Regions from separate parts of the Homo sapiens genome. Here region 1 is linked to region 2. Evidence: chromatin loops called from intact Hi-C (ENCODE). Cell type or tissue: PC-3. All regions are shown on one strand. Links, peaks and the distances in the headings refer to the core of each region. The heading gives the core; the rest is flanking DNA. Region 1 overlaps NEXN (nexilin F-actin binding protein). Region 2 overlaps MIGA1 (mitoguardin 1).

Evidence for each region. A loop is a pair of places that touch in the nucleus more often than their neighbours do. Peaks named below come from ENCODE experiments on the same cell type or tissue, not always from the same donor. Only the 100,000 strongest peaks of a DNase experiment are listed, where the experiment ranks them.
Region 1: a loop joins it to region 2, with 6 times the contacts of the local background. A loop is called at or near these places in 23 of 110 quality-filtered maps.

The regions. Positions count from the first base shown.
Region 1 is chr1:77,895,288-77,905,283 of GRCh38, forward strand. All of the region lies in intron 1 of NEXN (nexilin F-actin binding protein), which reads left to right. Among named protein-coding and RNA genes, the nearest start is that of NEXN-AS1, 11 kb to the left of the region's middle. In PC-3, for the core only: a CTCF peak has its summit at 5,586; DNase peaks (open chromatin) are centred at 4,534 and 5,594.
Region 2 is chr1:77,814,817-77,829,856 of GRCh38, forward strand. MIGA1 (mitoguardin 1) reads left to right here. Exons shown (of 16, transcript NM_001416120.1): 7 at 292-415. Among named protein-coding and RNA genes, the nearest start is that of MIGA1, 43 kb to the left of the region's middle. In PC-3, for the core only: a CTCF peak has its summit at 10,617 (motif pointing right); DNase peaks (open chromatin) are centred at 9,465 and 10,665; H3K4me3 peaks cover 286 bases; H3K27ac peaks cover 1,452 bases.

The sequences.
Region 1 (9,996 bases), core at 1,997-9,996, 75 kb after region 2:
GCCCGCCTTGGCCTCTGAAAGTGCTGGGATTACAGGCATGAGCCACCGCGCCCGGTCACCTATAGTGTAATTTTTAAAGTATAAGGTTGCAACCTTCATTAATTAAATGCAATAAAGTTACATTATACCTAAGTTTATGTTTCCTGTACAAGTGAAAAATGATAAAAATTTAGGCTCATATTTTATGAAGCTCAAAACAATTTTGTTGCTTGTTCCAAAGACTGTAAGAATTAGGTTTCAACATTTACTTGTAGCATATAGTTAAGTATTACGTTTAAAATCTTCTTAAAAGTTGGCTGGGCACTGTGGCTCACGCCTGTAATTCCAGCACTTTGGGGGTGCAAGGCAGGCGGATCTCTTGAGGCCAGGAGTTAGAGATCAGTCTGGTCAACATGGTGAAACCCCATCTCTGCTAAAAAATACAAAAATTAGCCGGGTGTGGTAGTGCACACCTGTAATCCCAGCTACTTAGGAGGCTGAGGCATGAGAATCACTTGAACCTGGGAGGTGGAGGTTGCAGTGAGCTGAGATAGTGCCATTGCACTCCAGCCTGGGCGACAGAGCAAGACTCCATCTCAAAAAAGAAATCTTAAAAGTTGACAGCCTGGTTGGGCACAGTGGCTCACATCTGTAATCCCAGCACTTTGGTAGGCTTAGGTGAGCAGATCACTTGAGGTCAGGAGTTGGAGACCAGCTTGGCCAACATGGTGAAACCCTGTCTGTACTAAAAAAAATTAGCCAGGTGTGGTTGCATGTGCCTGTAATCCCAGCTATTCGGGAGGCTGAGGCAGGAGAATTGCTTGAACCCAGGAGGCAAAGGTTGCAGTGAGCAGAAATGACACCACTGCTCTCCAGCTTGGGTGACACAGTGAGACTTTGTCTCAATAAATAAATAAATAAATAAATAAATAAGTTGTCGGCCAAGCACAGTGACTCAGAAACTGAGCTCATTTTCTGACTTAAACATGCCTTTTAATTTAATCTCCAGTTAATGGTAACCCTGTTCACCCATTTGCTCAAACTAGAAACCTTGGGTTCATCCTTTTTTATTTACTTGTTTGTTTGTTTATTTCTCATCCTCTGACTCTTGCTTGGGTTCATTCTTGACAATATTCCTCTCCTCACCTCTACCCCTCCAAATCAAATTGGCCAAACCTCTTGCAATTGTGCCCCACTACAGTGTAAGTTCCATCAAGAAGGCTGGGCATGGTGGCTCACACCTGTAATCCCAGCACTTTGGGAGCCCGAGGCGGGTGGAGCTCAGGAGTTCAAGGCCAGCCTGGCCAATATGGTGAAACCCCATCCCTACTAAAAATACAAAAATTAGCTGAGTGTGGTGGCAGACAGTTGTAATCCCAGCTACTCGGGAGGCTGAGGCACAGAACTGCTTGAACCTGGGAGGCAGAGGTTGCAGTGAGCTGAGATTGCACCACTGCACTCCAGCCTGGGTGACAGAGCAAGACTCTGTCTAATTAAAAAAAAAAAAATTTAGAAAAGAGAGAAGAATCAAATAGATGCAATAAAAAATGATAAAGGGGATATCACCACCGATCCCACAGAAATACAAACTACCATCAGAGAATACTACAAACACCTCTACGCAAATAAACTAGAAAATCTAGAAGAAATGGATAAATTCCTCAACACATACACCCTCCCAAGACTAAACCAGGAAGAAGTTGAATCTCTGAATAGACCAATAACAGGCTCTGAAGTTGTGGCAATAATCAATAGCTTACCAACCAAAAAAAGTCCAGGACCAGATGGATTCACAGCCGAATTCTACCGAGGTACAAAGAAGAGCTGGTACCATTCCTTCTGAAACTATTCCAATCAATAGGAAAAGAGGGACTCCTCTCTAACTCATTTTATGAGGCCAGCATCATCCTGATACCAAAGCCTGGCAGAGACACAACCAAAAAAGAGAATTTTAGACCAATATCCTTGATGAACATTGATGCAAAAATCCTCAATAAAATACTGGCAAACTGAATCCAGCAGCACATCAAAAAGCTTATCCACCATGATCAAGTGGGCTTCATCCCTGGGATGTGAGGCTGGTTCAATATACGCAAATCAATAAATGTAATCCAGCATATAAACAGAACCAAAGACAAAAACCACATGATTATTTCAATAGATGCAGAAAAGGCCTTTGACAAAATTCAACAATGCTTCATGCTAAAAACTCTCAATAAATTAGGTATTGATGGGATGTATCTCAAAATAATAAGAGCTATCTATGACAAACCCACAGCCAATATCATACTGAATGGACAAAAACTGGAAGCATTCCCTTTGAAAACTGGCACAAGACAGGGATGCCCTCTCTCACCACTCCTATTCAACATAGTGTTGGAAGTTCTGGCCAGGGCAATTAGGCAGGAGAAGGAAATAAAGGGTATTCAATTAGGAAAAGAGAAAGTCAAATTGTCCCTGTTTGCAGATGACATGATTGTATATGTAGAAAACCCCACTGTCTCAGCCCAAAATCTCCTTAAGCTGATAAGCAACTTCAGCAAAGTCTCAGGATACAAAATCAATGTGCAAAAATCACAAGCATTCTTATACACCAATAACAGACAAACAGAGAGCCAAATCATGAGTGAACTCCCATTCACAATTGCTTCAAAGAGAATAAAATACCTAGGAATCCAACTTACAAGGGAAGTGAAGGACCTCTTCAAGGAGAACTACAAACCACTGCTCAATGAAATAAAAGAGGATACAAACAAATGGAAGAACATTCCATGCTCATGCATAGGAAGAATCAATATCATGAAAATGGCCATACTGCCCAAGGTAATTTATAGATTCAATGCCATCCCCATCAAGCTACCAATGACTTTCTTCACGGAATTGGAAAAAACTACTTTAAAGTTCATATGGAACCAAAAAAGAACCCGCATCACCAAGCCAATCCTAAGCCAAAAGAACAAAGCTGGAGGCATCACGCTACCTGACTTCAAACTATACTACAAGGCTACAGTAACCAAAACAGCACGGTACTGGTACCAAAACAGAGATATAGATCAATGGAACAGGACAGAGCCCTCAGAAATAATGCCACATATCTACAACTATCTGATCTTTGACAAACCTGAGAAAAACAAGCAATGGGGAAAGGATTCCCTATTTAATAAATGGTGCTGGGAAAACTGGCTAGCCATATGTAGAAAGCTGAAACTGGATCCCTTCCTTATACCTTGTAGAAAAATTAATTCAAGATGGATTAAATACTTAAATGTTAGACCTAAAAGCATAAAAACCCTAGAAGAAAACCTAGGCAATACCATTCAGGACACAGGCATGGGCAAGGACTTCATGTCTAAAACACCAAAAGCAATGGCAACAAAAGCCAAAATTGACAAATGGAATCTAATTAAACTAAAGAGCTTCTGCACAGAAAAAGAAACTACCATCAGAGTGAATAGGCAACCTACAAAATGGGAGAAAATTTTCGCAACCTACTCATCTGACAAAGGGCTAATATCCAGAATCTACAATGAACTCAAACAAATTTACAAGAAAAAAACAACCCCATCAAAAAGTGGGCAAAGGTTATGAACAGACACTTCTCAAAAGAAGACATTTATGCAGCCAAAAAACACATGAAAAAATGCTCATCATCACTGGCCATCAGAGAAATGAAAATCAAAACCACAATGAGATACCATCTCACACCAGTTAGAATGGCGATCATTAATAAGTCAGGAAATAACAGGTGCTGGAGAGGAGGTGGAGAAATAGGAACACTTTTACACTGTTGGTGGGACTGTAAACTAGTTCAACTATTGTGGAAGTCAGTGTGGTGATTCCTCAGGGATCTAGAACTAGAAATACCATTTGACCCAGCCATCCCATTACTGGGTATATACCCAAAGGACTATAAATCATGCTGCTATAAAGACACATGCACACGTATGTTTATTGCGACACTATTCACAATAGCAAAGACTTGGAACCAACCCAAATGTCCAACAATGATAGACTGGATTAAGAAAATGTGGCACATATACACCATGGAATACTATGCAGCCATAAAAAATGATGAGTTCATGTCCTTTGTAGGGACATGGATGAAACTGGAAACCATCATTCTCAGCAAACTATCGCAAGGACAAAAAACCAAACACCGCATGTTCTCACTCATAGGTGGGAATTGAACAATGAGAACACATGGACACAGAAAGGGGAACATCACACTCCGGGGACGGTTGCGGGATGCGGGGAGAGGGGAGGGATAGCATTTGGAGATATACCTAATGCTAAATGACGAGTTAATGGGTGCAGCACACCAACATGGCACATGTATACATATGTAACAAACTTGCACATTGTGCACATTAAAACTTAAAATATAATAATAATAAAATAAAAAAATAAAAAATAAAAAAACAAAAAACAAACAAAAAAATTTAATCAAGACAGGGACTTTGACTTTTTGTTCCCTTTCATCTCCCCAAGCTTAGGATAGCGCCTGACACAAAGTAGGAGCGTAAGAAATATTTGTTAAATAAATAATGAGTCACCATGTCCTGTCAATTCCACTTCCAAAATGTCTCTTCCAGCTTTTCATTCCTAATGCTAATGTCCTAATTCAGGCCCTTATCTTCTCTTACCAAGGTCATTGTACTTGTCCTCCTTCCACTAGTCTTTCCCCATTAAACTCCATTCTCTACATTGCTATGAGTTTCTTTTTCTTTTCTTTCTAGGATACATCTTTCAGTCATGCTCGTTTGCTGGCTCTCTATTGCCTATAGTATTATTAGGTAATATCTGAACTTTTTATTAATATGGTGCACAGTATTCATTCTAGTCTGTGCCCAGCCTGTCCTTCTAGTTTTGCCATAGACTGACTGGACAATTTTATAGCTCCCCAGATTTGCAATGGGTCACCAGGCATTGGTATTTTTGTTCATTCTGGTTCTTTTTCCTGGATGCCTTTACAATCTTTTCCACTTTGTGAAATTCTACTTATCTGTCAAGGTCTAACTCAAATGTCATTGTCTCCGTGAAACCTTCTTTAACCCAGCCTCTTCCTTAACCATACCATAGTCTTTTCCATGTTTCTATAGCCTGGTTATAATACTGGTATTATAGCATTTACTACATCATATAATAATTAGTACATCTATTTCTGTCACCAAAGCTATTTGATTCACAAGGGCTAGCTCTTATTTGTTTCGTATCCCATTGCCAGGCATACTTTTTGGCATACAGCAGATTCTCCTTTTCACAAAAATAATGTATTGTAAATACAGACCTCATCTGTCAAATTTGAAAAAATGCAGCTTTTTTGATAAATTGTGTATGGGTTATACTAATATTGCAATATTACCTCTGAAACCTGCGGTGGATACATATTCGTCTTCATTTAACATGAATGCTTAATGTGTTAGAATGCCATTACTAAATCTCTTTATCATCCCAGCCTTCTCTATTATGACCAAACTCTTAGAACCACCTGTTCCATCTTATCTTTTGATCACTGGTTTCTTTCTAATCGTATTCTTGATAACGATTCAATTGACTTGCCTGGGATTTTAGATACATAGGTGTAATGGAGCTGAATTGTTGGGTTGCTGCTGCCCCTTTAAGGTGGCCAAGGACATTGCATCTGCCTACTCAAACAAGAAAAATCACTTAACGCTAGAAGAAGAAAAGCCTGTTAAGATTCCAGATACAAAGTCTCTTGGCATTCAGGTCACTGAGTATAGGAATTAAGTTGTTAAGCCAATCTCCATTTAGCATTCTAAAATACATTTCTAGAATGAGAACTTGATATGACTCAATTAGGATGTTTTTCCTGTAACTCAGCAAATCTCAAAATGTGGTCTTAGAACCCCTGGGAGTCCTCAGTACCATTTAGGGGTCCATAAAGTCCTTCCTTTTCCAACTACATATTAGTATAAGGTCATATTTTCTTAGAGACTTCAATCAAAACAACATCACCGTAGTTTGAATGCAGAAGCAGATATGAGAATGTATTTTTCCTCTATTAAGCCAGATACCAGAGATTAGCAAAAATGTAAAATTATTTTCCTCTTCTTACTAATTATTTTTATGTTTATAAATAATGGTTTGTTATTGTTACTTTAAATGACTTTATAAGTACATATTAGAATATTTTGTTTTAATTTCTAATATATTAAAGACCTATTGTTATTATCCATATAAACAAAACCTCTATTATAACCAAACTCTTAGAACCACATGTTCAACCTTATCTTTTGGTCACTGTTTTCTCTCTCATCTTATTCTTCATAAGAATTCAATGGACTTGCCGGGGATCTTAGATACTTACAAGGTGCAATGGAGCCGAATTGTTGTGTTGTGGCTGCCCCTTTAAGGTGGCCAAGAACCACCTTAGGATCCTCAATAATGGGCCCAGACTTTAGGTCCTGAGCCCCAAAAGTTTGAGACCCACTTTATAATACATAGCCTTTCTTTTTGTGGGGGGATTTTCTTTAACATCACAGATCTTATTATTTTATTTAGAGATGGTGTCTCACTATGTTGCCCAAACCAGATTCAAACTCCTGGGATCAAACGATCTTTCTACCTCAGTCCTCGCTAACTAAGCTGGGACTACAGGAATGCACCCAGCTAAAGCTAATTTTTATGTGTGTTTACACACTTTCAGATGTTACCTAAATAAAGCCTTTTCTAATCTAAAAATGTAAGCCTTATTATATTTTTGATAGTTATATTTTATCTCATCTAGACCATAAACTCCATAACAGATATTTTATCCTATTCGTTATTATTTATGTAGTAGCCTATATACTGTACCTAGCACATTATAGAAAAATGTTCAATAAATGTTTCTTGAAAAAACATCAATGTTCACTAATTTATCTTTTTCTGTTTATTCTTAGTTCTGTCATACTCATCACTCTAAATTTATAAAGCATATGAAAATCACCTAGTTTATGGTACACAATAGGTATTCAATTTGTTATTTTCTCCTCCTTTATTTGGTTTAGAGGTTTCAGAACTTTCCTTTAACGTACTGCAGTTTTAAAAAAATCCTTAAATTTTATTTGTACATGTAACTTTTCATTACTTTATTAATGACTTCATCAAATGAAAGTTTACCAATTTTCTTTGAGTGGTTAAAGTTTTCCCAAAAGAGAATAAAAGGCAAGAATTATAGGTTTTGATTCTGTTCATATTCTGAGAGGATAGGAGGATGTACTACATAGAGCCTAGGATATGGTGAGTACAGGTAGAATATTATTTAAAACATCTATAAAGATGTGTTATGCTGAAATAGGTGTTGCACAAAATAAATGAAACAGACTTTGTATTGCCTAATACAGTGGAAAAAGCTGATAATTGTTGAAGCTTGATATGGGTGTATGGGGGTTCATTGTATTAGTCTCTTTCAGTTTGTATGCCTGAAATTTTCCATAATAAAAAAGTAAACAAAAAAGATAGATTAGACTGATATGTCTGAGATGTTTACCAATATAAAAATGTTTAAAGTTTATGCCAGATACACCTAGAAATCTAAGCATATTTAGAGGTCTCAGAGACTGAAGGAGAAAAAACAACCATGTTTAAGATGAAGTGGAGAAAAATCACCATTTCCATTATAATTAGTTTGGGAAAATACCTCCTTGGTAAAGAAGTGACTTAAGAAAGGTCTTGGAGGTAGAAAAAGGCTACTAAATAGATTTGTCTAGCTGGAAGGTTGAAAAAATGGAGAGAAGACAAAGGAAACTGAAGAGTCTGAGGGTCTGCAGAAGGCCTGTCAAGCCCAGGTGAGAATTTTAGTTCTGATCCATGATGCACTACACAGTTAACATCCTCAGAGTTAGAGTGATACACTAGAGCACAGAGAGGTAGAGATGGCAGTAGTTGAGTAGAGAACCTAGTGGGCCTGGTTGAGGGCAGAAAGAATGGTGGGCTGTTATCCTATCATAAGAAATGAAAAAAAAAAAAGAGAGAAATCAGAACAATCATGGCTAGAAGTTCTTCTGGAACTTTTAAAACCTATTTTTTTTACCAATAATGTATACTTAAATTATTATTCTATTCTAATACAATATGTATCAGTTAAGAGTTCTGAAGAAACTACATTAAAGTAGCTGCCCTATAGCAACTGAAGTTAACTATGTCATTACACTTGGATTCCGGCACCTATTGAAAAGATTGAATAATTTGAAAATGTTTATCAGGATTCCGAAGAAAAGAAAACCAGTAAAGTGAATACTTTGAATTTTATAGCTTCTCATTTTGTAAGTTTATTAATGAAAATTATAGTGATACATATGAAGACTAAATAGAAATAATTTCTGGCAAGCATAATTATATGAAATTGAAGGAGCAGCTGGGGCCTTTTGCTAAATAAAGCAGCAAAATTAAGTTTATAGACTGGTAACTGAAATGTTGACTATTAATATATATAAGCACGAAACTGGGAAGACTGACAAGCCATGGGCAATATGATGAAACCCTGTTTCTACAAAAAATACAGAAATTAGCTGTGTGTGATGGTGTGTGCCTGTAGTTTCAGCTACTCAGGAGGCTGAGGTGGGAGGATTGCTTGAGCCCAGGAGGTCGAAGCTACTGTGAGCTGTGATTGCACCACTTCTCTCCAGCCTGGGCGACAGAGTGAGATCCTGTCAAGAAAGAAAGGAAGTGGGAGGAGATGATAAAATAAGTCAAAGATTAAATTGATATTTGAAATTTTTAGTTTTTATTTTTATTTTTTTGTGACAGAGTCTTACTCTGTCACCCAAGCTGGAATGCAGTGGTGCAATCCTGGCTCACTGCGACCTCTGCCTCCCAGGTTCAAGGGATTCTCCTGCCTCAGCCTTCCTAGTAGCTGACATAACAGGTATCTGGCACCACACCCAGCTAATTTTTGTATTTTTAGTAGGGATGGTGTTTCACCATGTTGGCCAGGCTGGTCTCAAACTCCTGACCTCAAGTGATCCGCCCGCCTTAGCCTCCCAAAATGCTGGGATTACAGGCATGAGCCACTGTTCCTGGTGATATTTGGAATTTTTTAAAAAACCACCTTATTAACATATGATTGACATACCAAAAGCTGTATATATTTAATGTATGATATTTGGCATTTGAGAATATGTTTCTAAAAGACTAATAATCTGCTATAAATGTTCAACAGAAGACTTCTTTAAAATATAGTATAGACAGTTTGTTAAGAGAATGAAAAGTTGAATCAAAGGAACAGAGGATCTTTCAAACTTGCTAGTTTTTGCGTGAATATTGAAAAGCTTTATGTGATAGCTTTTGGGGGTTATTTTAAATTATAATTTAATTGAACAAGATACTGGAAAGCAACTGATCCCCTGCAATCTGGGAAGGGAGCGTAGAGTCTACCATGCGTACAGAGGAAAATCAGGGAGTAAGAGAAGTGCAAAATATGGACTGAGAATGGAAATCATTGATCTTAGTCATCTAACTGGAAGTTGGGGAATAGTGTATACTGCCTTTCAATTCTATAGTAGGCATGGTTGATGTTAGAACCTTACCTGTGTTTGCAAATAGCAAATCAGGCTGGACCACTTAAAAATCCGGTTCCAAGGCTTTTGTTGAGAGTTGTTGCAAAGAGACTGTTAATAGCATGAGAATAGAGACCATGTCTGTGTGTTCAGTGTTATATTTCTCAGTGCCCAGTAGAGTGCCTGGCATAGTAGATGCTTAATAAATACTTATGGGCCAGGCATGGTGGCTCACGCCTTTAATCCTAACACTTTGGGAGGCCAAGGTGGGCGGATCACGAGGTCAAGAGATAGAGACCATCCTTGCCAACATGGTGAAACCCTGTCTCTACTAAAAATACAAAAATTAGCTGGGTGTGGTGGTGCGTGCTTGTAGTCCTAGCTACTCAGGATGCTGAGGCAGGAGAATCGCTTGAACCCGGGAGGCAGAGGTTGCAGTGAGCAGAGATTGCGCCATTGCCCAGCCTGGGCAGTGGAGTGAGACTCCGTCTCAAAAAAAAAAATTAATATAAGTGGC
Region 2 (15,040 bases), core at 7,041-15,040:
GGTGATAATGAAGCTGCTGGCTCAAGGACCTTACTTTGAGAACTGCCAATCTAGTCTAACTCCTTAATTTTATAGGTAAAGAAACTGAATCACTAAGAACTAAGGTAATTTTGCCAAAGACACAGCTAGAACCCAGGCCTCTTGACTTCTGCTGCTGTACTCTTTCCACCATCTCTCAGTTGTTTTTTTATATTACTCACTTTCTTTGCCTTTTATTTAAAAGTGGGAAAAATATTTAGAATTTTAACATTAGAATTTAATTTGTTCTGTGTACTTTTTCTCTCCTTGTAGGATATTATTAGTACTGAATTTATCCATAAACTCGAAGCTCTGCTGCAAAGAGCCTATCGTCTCCAAGAGGAGTTTGAAGCTACCCTTGGGGCATCTGATCCTAATTCCCTTGCTGATGATATTGGTAAGATGGATATTTCATATGGCTTTTATGAAATGTTTACTTTTCTTTTATATCCTTGGAATCATCTGCATAAGTGTCTGTCTTATGTAATAATAGGTTACTTAAAAAAAAATAAACTAGCCAAGAGAAAAAATTTTTATCATATTTCTTTTTTCTTTCAGTTTTAATTTTCAAATGAACTAATGCCCTTAAGATACAAATTCAAGTACTTATCATAGGCAGGCTGTGACATTATTTTAAAATATATTGTGGGTGAAAAAATCTAGTTAAGAGTGTTGGAGGGAGAAAAGAATAAAAATACACAAATGGGACAGACTCAGCACTTCAGAAATATGCATATAATATTACTTAAAATACTTTAAAGAATTATGTATGTTGGGACCCACTTTAATCGCAGGATAGCTGTTGATGTAAATAGTCAGTACATACATCGTTATGGGTCATTACCTTTGTTTCCTACTTTAAAGAGAAAAGAGTTTTAAAGATACTTTTTAAAAAGTTTTTTATTTTTTATTTTTTTGAGACAGGATATCTGTTGCCCAGGTGGGAGTGCAGTGACACGATCACAGCTCACTGCAGCCTTGACCTATTGGGCTCAAGTGATCCACCTGCCTCAGCCTCCCAAGTAGCTGGGACTATAGGCACATGCCACCATGCCTTGCTAATTAAAAAAATTTTTTTTGTGGAGACAAGATGAGGTTTTTCTTTTTTTCTTTTTTTCTTTTTGAGGCAGAGTTTCACTCACTCTGTCACCCAGGCTGGGGTGCAGTGGCATGATCTTGGCTCAACTCAAACTCCGCCTCCCAAGTTCATGCAATTCTCTTACCTCAGCTTCCTGAGTAGCTGGGATTACAGGCATGTGCCACCATACCCAGCTAATTTTTGTATTTTTATTAGAGGTGGGGTTTCACCATGTTGGCCAGGCCGATCTCCACCTCTTGACCTCAAGTGATCCTCCCACCTCAGCCTCCCAAAGTGCTGGGATTACAGGCGTGGACCACCATGCCTGGCCAAGGTGAGGTTCTTGAATGAAGTCTTGGAAGAAAGGAATGATTAAAGTTGCTTCTTCAACTTCTATAAATGCCCCCAAAGAAAGAAAGAAGACAAAATTACATGGTTTTTTTGGTCAAAAATAATTTAAGTCTTTTTTAGTATGAAGAGGATTATTATTTTCCAATTAAAATAAAAGCTAAGGAGTTTTAACTTTTTCCACATTAGTACTGAAAGCAGCTGAACTTTGAGATATTTATATCTATGCATTTTGAGTTTAGGTAAAAGATTTTGTTTGTATTAGAATTATGAATTACTGTGTATATGTCATAAGGTTATATGAAATCTCTTTGGTCTCTGCTTTGTCGTACTATTATTGTCACCAAACATTATTTATTAGACTTGAGTGTTTTTTAATAGCTTCTCTGCTATTAGCATAGGCATAATGTTTTGACATAGCTAGGAGATTACAGTCTAGAAAAAAAGTAGGCAGTATTCGTATCAACAAATATAATTTGTCAAAGCTTTATATTAATTTTTTCTACAGTTTCTTTTGTAACTTTAATTAGAACGTCATTTGTGATACTAAGTAGGAGAAAGAACCGAGAAAAGAAATTTTTTAAAACCTCAAATGTAGAATAAGAATGGAACAACTAGAAAAGTTAGAAAAATGGTGAAGTGGCACGGAATGCCACAGAGAAAAGTAAGTAGGAAAAAATTATAAGGAGGAAAGAGGAAGAGGATCCTGGGACTTTTAATGTCTTACTCTAGGAATGGAGGCTTTGTCTACACTGTCTAATCTTTGGCAGTTTCTTTTAGCCTCATTATAAGGATCTTGTGGATGTGTAGTTCTTGTTCCTTTAGTCTTGTAATATTCATCGCGGATTTGGTTCTGTTTGGCATGCCTGGGCACATTTTTTCTATATCCTTCTGTAGAGGTTGACTGGGTCCGTCTCTTATTTCTTCAGGTTAAAAGGATTCCTTGGGTACAGTCTCAGAGGTCTGCTTTAGATTCTTGTTGCTTTTAGACAAGAATACCTCTGGGCATGTGGCTTAGTTTTTGGGGTCTTAGTTTTGGGGGCTTAGTTTTAGGGGCTTAGTTTTGGGGTCTTCAAGTTGTTTCTGAGGCAACTATTGTTAATCTGGAGCTCTAAATGGATAGGGTGGGACCCACAATCAGTCCATGCACTTAGTTAGCTTAGGTTTGGAATAAGTTCCTGACCCCACTCATGTTTTAACCTGTGCTGTCACTGCCTACTAGACTGATGTGCTTTTCTCTGTAGCCGTCCAGTTCGTTGGCCTCCTGTTGCCCTGGAGATTCCATTTAATGTGAAGCTGTTATATTTTGTTCATTTTGGGGAATTGTTTGGATATTGCAAGTTTGCATTTTTGAACTTCTGGATCAAAAGAGCTGAATTTATGGCTGAGACTCTGGGAGCAGCTCTTTTACAACTGTTACTTGACATTGATCAAAATTGCCTAGAAGTCAGTTAACTCTCCTCATTCTTTAAATCCAAAATCATTGTATACATTTAACTTACTGAGAGGCAACTTAAAGTTAATAGTCATAAATTAAGATAGTGTAACAAATGCCTTCAGAGGCTCGGGGCGAATGTAAACCAAGTATCTATCTGATGTCAGTGAATACTTCATTGTTTTGGAATCTGCTTTGTCTAATTTGATGAACTTCATTTTTTTCCCTTAAGAATCTGGTAGGATTTCAAGATTGGAAGATTTTTTTTTTTTTTTTTTTTGCAGCAGTCTTTCTCTGTCACCCAGGCTGGAGTGCAGTGGTGTGATCTCAGCTTACTACAGCCTCTGCCTCCTGGACTCAAGCCATCCTCTCACCCCACCCTCCTGAGTAGCTAGGACTACAGGTGTGTGCCACCACGTCCTGCTAATTTTTTTTTTTTTTTTTTGAGACAGAGTTTTGCTCTTGTTGCCCAGGCTGGAGAGCAATGGCATGATCTCGGCTCACCGCAACCTCCGCCTCCCAGGTTCAAGCGATTCTCCTGCCTCAGCCTCCTGAGTAGCTGGGATTATAGGCATGCACCACCATGCCTGGCTAATTTTGTATTTTTAGTAGAAATGGGGATTCTCCGTGTTGGTCAGGCTGGTCTCGAACTCCTGACCTCAGGCGATCCACCTGCTTCGGCCTCCCAAAGTGCTGGGATTACAGGTGTGAGCCACTGTGTCCTGCTGAGATAATTTTCATTCAGAATATAACAGTACCTGACCCAGAGAAGACACAAGGATGTACGTGAAGTGCTTAACAAAGGGCCCACCTAGTACATGGTAACAAACAATAGTGGCTACTAGTTATTAGTAGCTACTATTAACTAGCTTCCCCTAGCTATTAACACACAGGGGGAAAGATGAAATTAGATGATGGCTAAGAAGTCTTTCCTGGCTCGACATGGTGGCTCATGACTGCAAACCCAGCATTTTGGGAGACAGATGTGGGAGGATTGCTTGAGCCCAGGAGTTCAAGACCAGCCTGTATAGTTCGAGACCAGCCTTGTATAGTGAGACCTCATCTCTAGAGGAAACTCTAGATAAAAAATTAGCAGGGTGTTGGCTGGGCGTGGTGGCTCACGCCTGTAATTCCAGCACTTTGGGAGGCTGAGGTGGGTGAATCACCTGAGGTCGGGAGTTCGAGACCAGCCTGGCCAACATGGTGAAACCCTGTCTCTTGTAAAAATACAAAAATTAGCTGGGCATGGTGGTGGGTGCCTGTAATCCCAGCTACTCGGGAGGCTGAGGGAAGAGAATCGCTTGAACCCAGGAGACGGAGGTTGCGGTGAGCTGAGATGGTGTCACTGCACTCCAGTCTGGGCGATAAGAGCAAAACTCTGTCCCAAAAAAAAAAAAAAAAAGAAAAAGAAAATCATCTCAATCCCTACAACAACTTTTAGGATATAAATATACCTATCATCCCTATTTTTCAGATGGGGAAAGTGAAGTACAGAGGCATTAATAACTTCCCCAGGGTTACACAGCTATTAAGTGGAGGAACCCGGGTTTGGACCCAGTCAAGCTAGCTTTAGAGTCCTTCCTTTCCTTTTCTCTTCCCTTTTCCCTTTTTCCTTTTCACTCTTGTCACCCAGGCTGGAGTGCAGTGGCGTGATCTTGGCTCACTGCAGCCTCCACCTCCTGGGTTCAAGCAATTCTCCTGCCTCAGCCTCCTGAGTAGCTGGTATTACAGGCACGTGCCACCATGCCCAGCTAGTTTTTGTATTTTTAGTAGAGATGGAGTTTCACCATGTTGGCCAGGCTGGTCATGAACTCCTGACCTCAGGTGATCCACCCACCTTGGCCTCCCAAAGTGCTGGGATTACAGGGGTGAACCACTGCGCCTGGCCTATTCTTTATTTTTTTGAGAGAGAGGGTCTGGCTGTGTTGCCCAGGCTGGAGTGCAGTGGCTCGATCTTGACGCAGTACAACCTCTGCCTCCTGGGCTCAAGCGATCCTCTCACCTTAGCCTCCCAAGTAGCTGGGACTACAGGCACTTGCCACCATACCTGGCTAATTTTTATTTTGGGTAGAGGTGAGGTTTTGCCGTGTTACCCAGGCTGGTCTCAAACTCCTTGGCTCAAATGATCCACCCAACTCGGCCTTCCATACTGCCTGGATTACAGGTATGAGCCACTGTGCCCAGTCACACAGTCCATTCTCTTAATCACCATGCTGTATTGACTTACCACTTATAGGACAGACGTCTTCCTTGAATGGGAGGATTAACTGTGAACTTTTTGTGGACAAAGTATGCCTATACCCAAAATTCCCTGTAGGAAAGGTCAGCTTAGAGCAGGCAGCCTGGAAATTCCACAGCTGACAGAGTAAGGAGACTTTTATTTCTGGTGGTGGTATGCTTTTGTGTAGATCTTTTTTTTTTTTTTTTTTAATTTTTCTTCCTCTATACTCATGTGGTGATCTGTAGTTAGCTCATGTGTCTTTCTTCCTTTCTCAGGCTTTCTAGGCAGATTTCACACATTTTGTAGAAAGAAATTGTCAAGGTTTAATCCAAGAACAAAAGAGGCAAGCTATGTGAGACAGAGGGCCTGACTGTGACCCTGAACTTAGTGTAGTGCTAATGAGTTACTCTGACGGATTATCCTACATCTGTATAATAACTAAAAGTACAGACTGTGGATGCAGACTAACTGGGTTCAACTCCTGACATTTCCATTTATCTGTGTGATTATAAAACCTGTCTAAGCCTTGGCTTCCTCTTCTGAAAAATTAACATATAGAGTACCAATTTTATAAACTGAGGATTAAATGAAAGTTCTAGGAACAGGGTAACAATGTGTATTGGCTCGGAATTTGGAACTTCTCTAGGACACTCAGGAAGACCATCATTTTACCTCTAGAATCTTAGGCTGTCGTTTTTGTTGTTGTTGTTGTTCTTATTCTACCTTTCTGATCCTGTATTTGCCAATTTCAAGACGTTCTTTAAAATTTCTGGTCCACTGATATCCTATTCATGTTTTCCAGTGATGCTATACTTTACTCCATTAAAAAAAATTTCTTCTGTCCTTCTCAATGGGCCTTTGGGAGGAAAGAGAAGTACCTTCTTGAACTAGAAGGTAATTTGCCTACCATGTTGAACTATAAATTCTGGACATTAGGCCAGGCATGGTGGCTCATGCCTGTAATCCCAGCACTTTGGGAGGCTGAGGCAGGTGGCTCACCTGAGGTCAGGAGTTCAAGACCAGCCTGGCCAACCTGGTGAAACCTCGTCTCTACTAAAAATACAAAAATTAGCTGGGTGTGGTGGCGGATGCCTGTAATCCCAGCTACTTGGGAGGCTGAGGCAGGAGAATCACCTGAAGCTGGGAGGTGGAGGTTGCAGGGAGCCAAGATTGTGCCATTGCACTCCAGACTGGGCGACAAAGTGAGACTCCGTCTTAAAAAAAAAAAAAAGATAATAAATTCTGGACATTATAATAATAGAGTCTAAGGTTTACATTGGCTTTTGGTGAACTTATGGTTAACTAAAATTTCTAAGTTCTTTGTTATTGTTAGTTTCTTACCATTAAGCCACATCTTCCCTCATTTATTCCTGTGCAGTTGTTCTTTTGGACCAAGGGTATAGGTACTGTATTTATTATTCTTACTAAATTGTTAGTTCTGAGTCATCATTCTGAATTGTTAAATAGTTTTAGATTTTTTTTTTTTTTTTTGAGATGGAATTTCGCTCTTGTTGCGCAGGCTGGAGAACAATGGTACGATCTCATCTCAGCTCACCGCAATCTCTGCCTCCTGGGTTCAAGCGATTCTCTTGCCTCAGCCTCCTGAGTAGTTGGGATTACAGGCATGCACCACCATGCCTGGCTAATTTTGTATTTTTAGTAGAGACAGGGTTTCTCCATGTTGGTCAGGTTGCTCTTGAGCTCCCACCTCAGGTGATCCGCCCGCCTCCGCCCCCCAAAGTGCTGGGATTACAGTTGTGAGCCACCGCGCCTGGCCAAATAGTTTTAGATTTTGATTTGACATCTAACGTATTAATTATTCTTCTCAACTTTGTATCATTCTCTAATTTGGTTAGTTTTGTATAGTTGGTAATGAGTGCTGTCATTGAAATCATTAATAAAAATTGCTAAAATGGATAGTGTCAGAGTCAGAGACCTGAGGCATGACACTGTCAAATTTCCTTAGGTCACAAATAATTATTAAGATACTTTGTAAGCTTCAGTTATTCAAGATGAATAAATTCTGGAGATCTAATGTATAGCATGGTGACAGTAGTTAATAATACTGTGTTGCATATTTGAAGTTTGCTAAAAGGCTAGAACTTAAATCTTACCTTACACACCACACACACACATACACACACAATCACTCTATAGAGGTGGTAGATACATTAATTAGCTTGATTTTGGTGGTCATTTCACATTGCATACATATAAAAAAAAATCGTACACCTTAAATATATACAGTTTTGTATGTCAGTAATAGCTCATAAAGCTGTTAAAAAAACACTTTGTTCAACCAGCTATGAATTCAGCTTATTCTGTTTTTACGTTTTTCATCTTGATTATAAAGAGACCATGGGGCCGGGCACAGTAACTCACACCTGTAGCCCTAGTTCCTCAGGAGGCTGAGGCAGGAGCTTCACTTGAGCTCAGAAGTTCGAGGCTGTAGTGAGCTATGTTGGTACCTATGCACTCTAGCCTGGGTGGCAGAGTGAGATCCTGTCTCTAGAGAAAAAAAGAGTGAGAGAGATCATGGGATACTTTTTTGTATATCATAACAAAATGTTAACTGGGAATTTAGGAAAATACAGAATTTTTTTGAAAAAGAGGCTGATATTAATTAACACTATTTGGAAATATTGCTGAGGCTGAGTTTTTTGCAGCTAGGGATTTGCCATCAAATGTTCATAGCTGGTTCTATACTCACTTGCAAATCATTTTAGTATTGGAAGGCTAATGTGTCAGATTTTATTTACTTTAGAAGAGCCTTAGCAAAATTTATTTTACTAATTTGGAATTCAAAATTTAAATAAGGATTCTACTTATTATACATTTGTACTATTTATAGAAGAGTAGTTTGCCAACTTAACATTATGGATAAGATTATAGGCGGACTGTTTAAATCCTTTCAGCATGTTTTTTTTTTTTTTTTTTTTTTTCCGAGACAGAGTCTTGATCTGTCGCCCAGGCTGGAGTACAGTGGCACAGTCTTGGCTCGCTGCCACCTCCACCTCTTGGGTTCAAGCAATTCTCCTGCCTCAACCTCCCGAATAGTTGGTATTATAGGCGTGTGCCACCACGCCAGGCTAATTTTTGTATTTTTAGTAGAGACGGGGTTTCACCACGTTGACCAGGCTGGTCTCGAACTCCTGACCTCGTGATCCTCCCGCCTCGGCCTCCCAAAGTGCTGGAATTACAGGCGTGAGCCACCACGCCCGGCCCAGCATGATTCTTTCAGCATTTTTCTTTGTAGATAACAATGAATTTATTGAAAATAAATGATGTCTATTCTCCTTTTTTTTTTTAAATAGCAGATCCAAAAAACTTCTGAGTTATCAGTATTGTGAATTATTTGGGGTTACTTTTGGTAGATGAAGTTAATAACATAGATTTTGAAAAACATATAGTATGGTTCTAACACTGGATATGGTAACCATTGCGCAGCTCTATACATTTAAAACTAAAACACATTGCACACTTAAAGGGGGAGAATTTTGTGGTATGTAAATTATACTTCAATAAAGGAGTTAAAAATACACTGTGGATGGTGTTAAGCTAAGCTTAAGTAAGTAGATTTTCATGAATTTGAAATAGTGCAGAATAGCATTTCATGTTAAATTGAATGCAAATCCCAAATTTTTGTTTTGGGTTTTTTGGTTTTTAGAGACAGGGTCTTGCTTTGTCTCCTAGGCTTCAATGCATTGCCACAGTCATAGGTCACTGCAGGCTCAAACTCCTGGGCTCAAGCAATCCCCCTGCCTCAGCCTCCTGAGTAGCTAGGACTGCAGGTGCATGCCACTGTGCCTGGCTAATTTTTTAATTCTTTTGTAGAGACGGGGTCTCACTTTGTTGTCTAGGCTGGACAAAATTTTTAAAAAGTTCTTTAAAGAATCACTTAGTTTCAAAGCTGGTGGGCCTGTTGAATTCTAAACTCTGTTTCTCTGTTGCCACATAGGTCGTGACACCTCAGCTGGTAACCAGAAATATTAACTATCCTTTGTGAATAGCCTATAAACCATACTGTTGTTTATACGCATGGGAACTTCTGCAAGTGATTTGGTTGTGTTGTTGTTTTTACTTTGGTTAAATTTTAAATCTATTTTCTATTCCGTAACATTGCCATCCAAGAAGCCATTAAATATGATAAATACTGAAAAGAAGATCTGACATTTCTGTTAATTTAGCAGCAAACATGCTGGAAATATTAGAACTAATGCTGAGAAAATAAAAGAGCAGTATTAAAATAGGAGGACTTTTATTTTTAAAATGAAAAACTTCTGACAACCTGGCTCTAAAATTGCAAACATTCAAATGCATTCCTAAGCTGTGCTGTCATCTGTGTTAAAATAGAAAACAGGCTGGGTGTGGTAGCTCATGCCTGTCTGTAATCCCAGCACTTGGGAGGCTGAGGCAGGAGGGTTGCTTGAGACCAGGAGTTCAAGACCCAGTCTGGACAACATAGCGAGATCCCCGTCTCTATAAAAAAATTTAAGCCAGGAATGGTGGTGTGTGCATGTAGTTCTAGCTAGTCAGGAGGCTGAGGCAGGAGAATCCCTTGAGCCTAGGCATTCGAGGCTTCAGTGAGTTACGATTGGGCCATTGTACTTCAGCCTGAGAAACAGTGAGACTCAGTCTCTAAAAATAATTAAAATAGGAAATATTTTTGATATTTTGGAAGGAGGTGATACTGATACAAAATGGTTTACTAGTAATATTTTGTGTTTTAAAAGCATAAACACAGATTTTATTATAATTATTGTGGTTTAAAAGTATGCCTGCAAAAAGAAATATAGCACAGTAGTTGTATTTCAAGCCATCTTTACAATGTTTCCTATGATAAGAAAATAGCTTTGCATTAGGCAGGGTTTGAATTATGTTTTAAGGAATGAATTCCACCCATAAAATATAACCCACTCCATATTCTATAATTTATTGTTTGCCATGTTCCATGCTGCATTTCCTTAACCATCCTGAATTAATGAGTCATTATTGCATGCATTTCTAAGTGCTAGTGCACCAAGAGTTTAATACAGGCTTAAACAATAGTTATTTGTTCTATTCCTCTTTTTTTTTTTTTTTTTTTTTTTGAGATAGGGCCTTGCTCTGATGCCCAGCCTGGAGTGCAGTGGCATGATCTTGGCTCACTGCAACCTCCGCCTCCAGGGTTCAAGTGATTCTCTTGCCTCAGCCTCCCAAGTAGCTGAGACTGCAGGTGCGCTGGGGACTACAGTCGTGCCCCACCACACCTGGCTAATTTCTGTATTTTTAGTTGAGGCGGAGTTTCACCATGTTGGCAGGCTGGTCTCGAACTTCTGGCCTCAAGTGATCTGCCCGCCTCAGCCTCCCAAAGTGCTGAGATTACAGCATGAGCCACGATGCCTGGCCCTGTTCTGTTTCTCTTATAGGAATATAGGAGTTGTGCAATCACAAACAAATGAAATGAAGATTTGAGTTAGTTCTCTAAAAATGAAAACGTTTTCCTTATTCACTTATAAGACCGTTTAGTGCTGAATGTGAGATGTTGAAATCACTAGAGGGCAGCACGTTTTATCTACATGTTGGATGCCTGTGACTCAGGTGCCATTCTGTGTTGCTACTTGTAGCACTGGGAGTTAAATATAAGTCAACACTTGCTGGCAGGCTTTGTATGCACCTGGTACTGTAACTCAGAATGAGAAAGAACGTGGAAGTTATGCAGAGAAGACATGAAATAACATTACTGTAAATTTCCATTATTGTGCAAGTTCTTCTAGCTAAAAGTATCTGGAAGTGTTATGTTTATGTTTATTTGTAGCTTCTATTTTCAGAGATTGTTAAATTATAATTGATAAACTTTTTTTTTGTAACTTCTGAAGGCTTAACGAAAACCTCCAATATGATTTCAATTATACATAGTATAACTTAGTAATTAAGAATATGGGCTTTGGAGTCAAACAAGCATGGGTTCAAATCCTGGCTCTACCCCTCTTGCTAGCCGAGACATTAAGCAAGCCTTGACTTTGCTTAGACTCAGCTTTTTCATCTGTAATGTGTAGGAGTATATTAGGATCAACTTCATAAAACTGTGAGGATTAAGTGAGATTACATAACATATTTAGCATAGGCACATGGTAAACACTTATCTATTCATTATTATAATTATAGTCTAGCAGTTTAAAGAGGCCTGTTCTAAGCTGGTTTAAAAATTTCATAGTTATAGATAGGAGGATGTCACATGTTCATAAGTTGTTTTACAATGATATTGTTAGTCAATTCTGCAGACAACATTCTTTTTTTCTGGGAATTAATTTGATTTTTCTCATAGTAATATAAATTTGTATTTAATGAAACAAGGTAAGCCATGTTTAAACTTATTTTTTGGTAAAGTAAAAAAAGGTGCTTTTTATAAATCTACCTTTTTCCGGGTTAGAAATTATCTGAAGGGTTTGAAAAAATAATTATTCTAGATGTAGCTAAGATTACTGATTTTCCCTCATCTCTGACCTTGTCATGCGTAGGAGGAAAATAAAAAATGATAATGGATATACTGCCTCTTGCTGGCATATCCTATTATTATTAATTATTATTATTATTTGAGACAGGGTCTTGCTCTGTTGCTTGGGCTAGAATTCAATGGTGCGATCATGGCTCACCACAGCCTCAACTTCCTGGGTCCAAGTGATTCTCCCATTTCAGCTTCCTGAGTACCTGGGACTACAGGCGTGAACTACCATGACTAGCTAATTTTTTAATTTTTTGTAGAGACAGGATCTCACTATGTTGCCAGGCTGGTCTCGAGCTCCTGGGCTCAGGCAGTCCTTCTTCCTTGGCATCCCAAAGTGCTGGGATTACAGACATGAGCCACCATGCCAGGTCTGGATTCTGAATAAATTAAGAACACAAAAAGAGCCTTTTTTTTTTTCTGAGATGGAGTCTTGTTCTGTTGCCCAGGCTGGAGTGCAGTGGCACATTCTTGGCTCACTGCAACCTCTGCCTCCTGGGTTCAAGTGATTCTCCTGCCTCAGCCTCCCGAGTAACTGGGATTAAAAGCGCCCGCCAGCACGCCCAGCTAATTTTTTTGTATATTTAGCTGAAATGGGATTTCACCATGTTGGCCAGGCTGGTCTCAAGCTCCTGACCTCAGGTGATCCACTCAGCTGGGCCTCCCAAAGTGCTGGAATTACAGGCATGAGCCACTGCACCTGGCCAAAAAGAGCCTTTTTTTTTTGAGATGGTGTTTTGCTCTGTGGCCCAGCTGGAGTGCAGTGGCACGATCTCCGCTCACTGCCTCCTGAGTTCAAGTGATTCTCCTGTCTTAGCCTCCCGACTACCACGCCTGACCTAAACTTTTTTTCTTAATAGCCAGATTGGACAATGTGTTAAGGATTTTTACAACTTCTTCCTTTCCCCTCAAAAAAATTCTCTGGAAGCTGGGTGTGTTGACTCACGCCTGTAGTCTCAGCTACTTGGGAGGCTGAGTGGGGAGGGTTGCTTGAGTCTTGGAAATCGAGGCCGCAGTGAGCTATGATCACACCACCGCACTCCAGCTTGGGTGACAGAGTGAGACCCTGTCTCAAAAAATAAAATAAAATAAAATAAAAAATTATCTGGAGAAGAGAATACAGAGCAAATTAACAACATACTTACCCAGCCAGCTGCGTAGAGATTCCCTGCCTGCCTTACAATTTCTGCCAACACTTTGTCCAGCTCAGAAGGAGTGAGATCCAGAGCAAAAGTGAGGATGGGTTTGCAGACCCTGACCTTTCTCTAGAAAGTCTGCGAAGGAGAGTGAACTAGTACACACCAAGAACTAGTGAACATTAATTTTATCTTATTTTCCTCTACCTGGTTAATTGCATGCAGGTTCTCAGCATTAGCCAAGTTACTCTTCCCATGGGGAGGAGCAATTGAAGAGGTGAAGGGAGCAACTTAAAATGTAAAACCAGAATAGCTGCTTCTTGGAGATTGGAGTGGAAGTCCTATATGAAATATGAAGGTGGGATACAAAAATTAGCTGGGTGTGGTGGTGTGCATCTGTGGTCCCAGCTACTTGGGAGGCTGAGGTAGGAGTATAGCTTGAACCCAGGAGGAGGAGGCTGCAGTGAACCAAGATTGGGCCACTGCACTCCAGCCTGGGCAACAGAGTGAGACTTTGTCTTATAAATAAATAAATAAATAAATAAAGGTGGGTGGGGAGGTTTAATGGTTTCCTTTGTGACATTGATTACTCTTGACAATACATTATAATTATTTATGTACATATCCAGTGTGTTATGCTAAACCTTAAACTCCTTGTGGGCAGAAGACATACTTAATTCTATTCAGTGTCTGAAACTGGTTTGAATGTAGTATAGATAGTAGTAGGTCTGTGGGTCTTCTATGATGTTTATCAGAATCACCTTCATAGGTTTTGCTCTAGACCTACTGAAATTGAAACTTTGGGGTTGGGACATGAAGCTTTGGGTTTGTATTTCCTAGTTCAGCAGGTGATTCTCATGTGCATTTCTGCTTACGAGGCCCTGCAGGTAATATCTGAATGATAGATATTTGGATGGATAGACAAGATGGGTATCATTAAGGTTTTTTGCAATAAATTTAAGTAAATGGTATAATTTCAGCTTATTAAATACAGAACTTTATTTTTAGTGAAGTAGAAATTTAAAACTAATTTTTTAAGTACATGAGGAAAATATAATGTATGGTTCATGTGTATTTTATTTTAAGCCTCAAATATATAAAGTACTACTGCCAGTAAGTCTGTTTGTCTTTTTGTTTTTTCTTTTTAAAAATTTGAAGCAGGGTCTCACTCTGTCACCCAGGCTGGAGTGCAGTGGTGTGACCATAGCTTACTATAGCCTTGAACTATTGGGCTCAAGGGATCCTCCCACCTCAGCCTTCCAAGTAGCTGGGACTACAGGCATGTGCCACACCACCCAGCTAATTTTTTTTGTATTTTTTGTAGACATGGGAGTCTTCCTGTATTTCACAGGCTGGGCTCGAACTCCTGGGCTCAAGTGGTCGTCCTGCCTCAGCCTCCCAAAGTGCTGGGATTACAGGCATGAGCCATTGTACCTGGTCCCAGATATTTAATTTTAATGTCATCACATTTTTCATTCTTTCCTATATGGTTTGTGCTTTCTATGTATTGTTTAGAGGGATAAAGATAATTCTTTTGTATTTTCCTTGGAAAGTGTTAAAGCTTTGTTTTTCATATTTAGGTCTTTATTCTTCTAGAAGTTGGTCAGGTATGGTGGCTCATGCATGTAATCCCAGCACTTTGGGAGGCCAAGGTGGGAGGATTGCTTGAGGCCAAGAGTTTGAGACCAGCCTGGGCAATGTAGTAAGACCCTGTCTCTACAAAAAAATAAGTAGAATAATTAATTTTATAAAAGTAATTAGCTGGGTGTGGTGGCATGCGTGTATATGCCTGTTGTCTCAGCTACTTGGGAGGCTGAGATAGCAGGATCTTTTGAGCCTGGGAGTTTGAAGCTGTAGTGAGCTAGGATGGCACCACTGCACTTCAGCCTTGGTAACAGAGTGAGACCCTGTCCCTTAAAAAATCTTCTAGAAGTTTTGTTTGTTTGTTTTGAGACAGAGTCTCGTTCTGTCACCTAGGCTGGAGTGCCGCGGCGCGATCTCAGCTCACTGCAACCTTCACCTCCTAGGTTCAAGTGATTCTCGTGCCTCAGCTTTCCTAGTAGCTGGGAGTACAGGCACCTGCCACCACGCCCAGCTAATTTTTTTGTATTTTTAGTAGAGACGGGGTTTCACCATGTTGGCCAGGCTGATCTTGAACTCCTGATCTCAAGTGATCCTCCCATCTCGGCCTCCCAAAGTCCTGAGATTACAGGCGTGACCCACTGCGCCCGGCCGTAGAAGTTTTTTTAAATGTATTTTATTGTTTTGTTTTTAATGTTTGGATGGGTAATTGCCTCAGCACCTCTCTTTGAATAATATA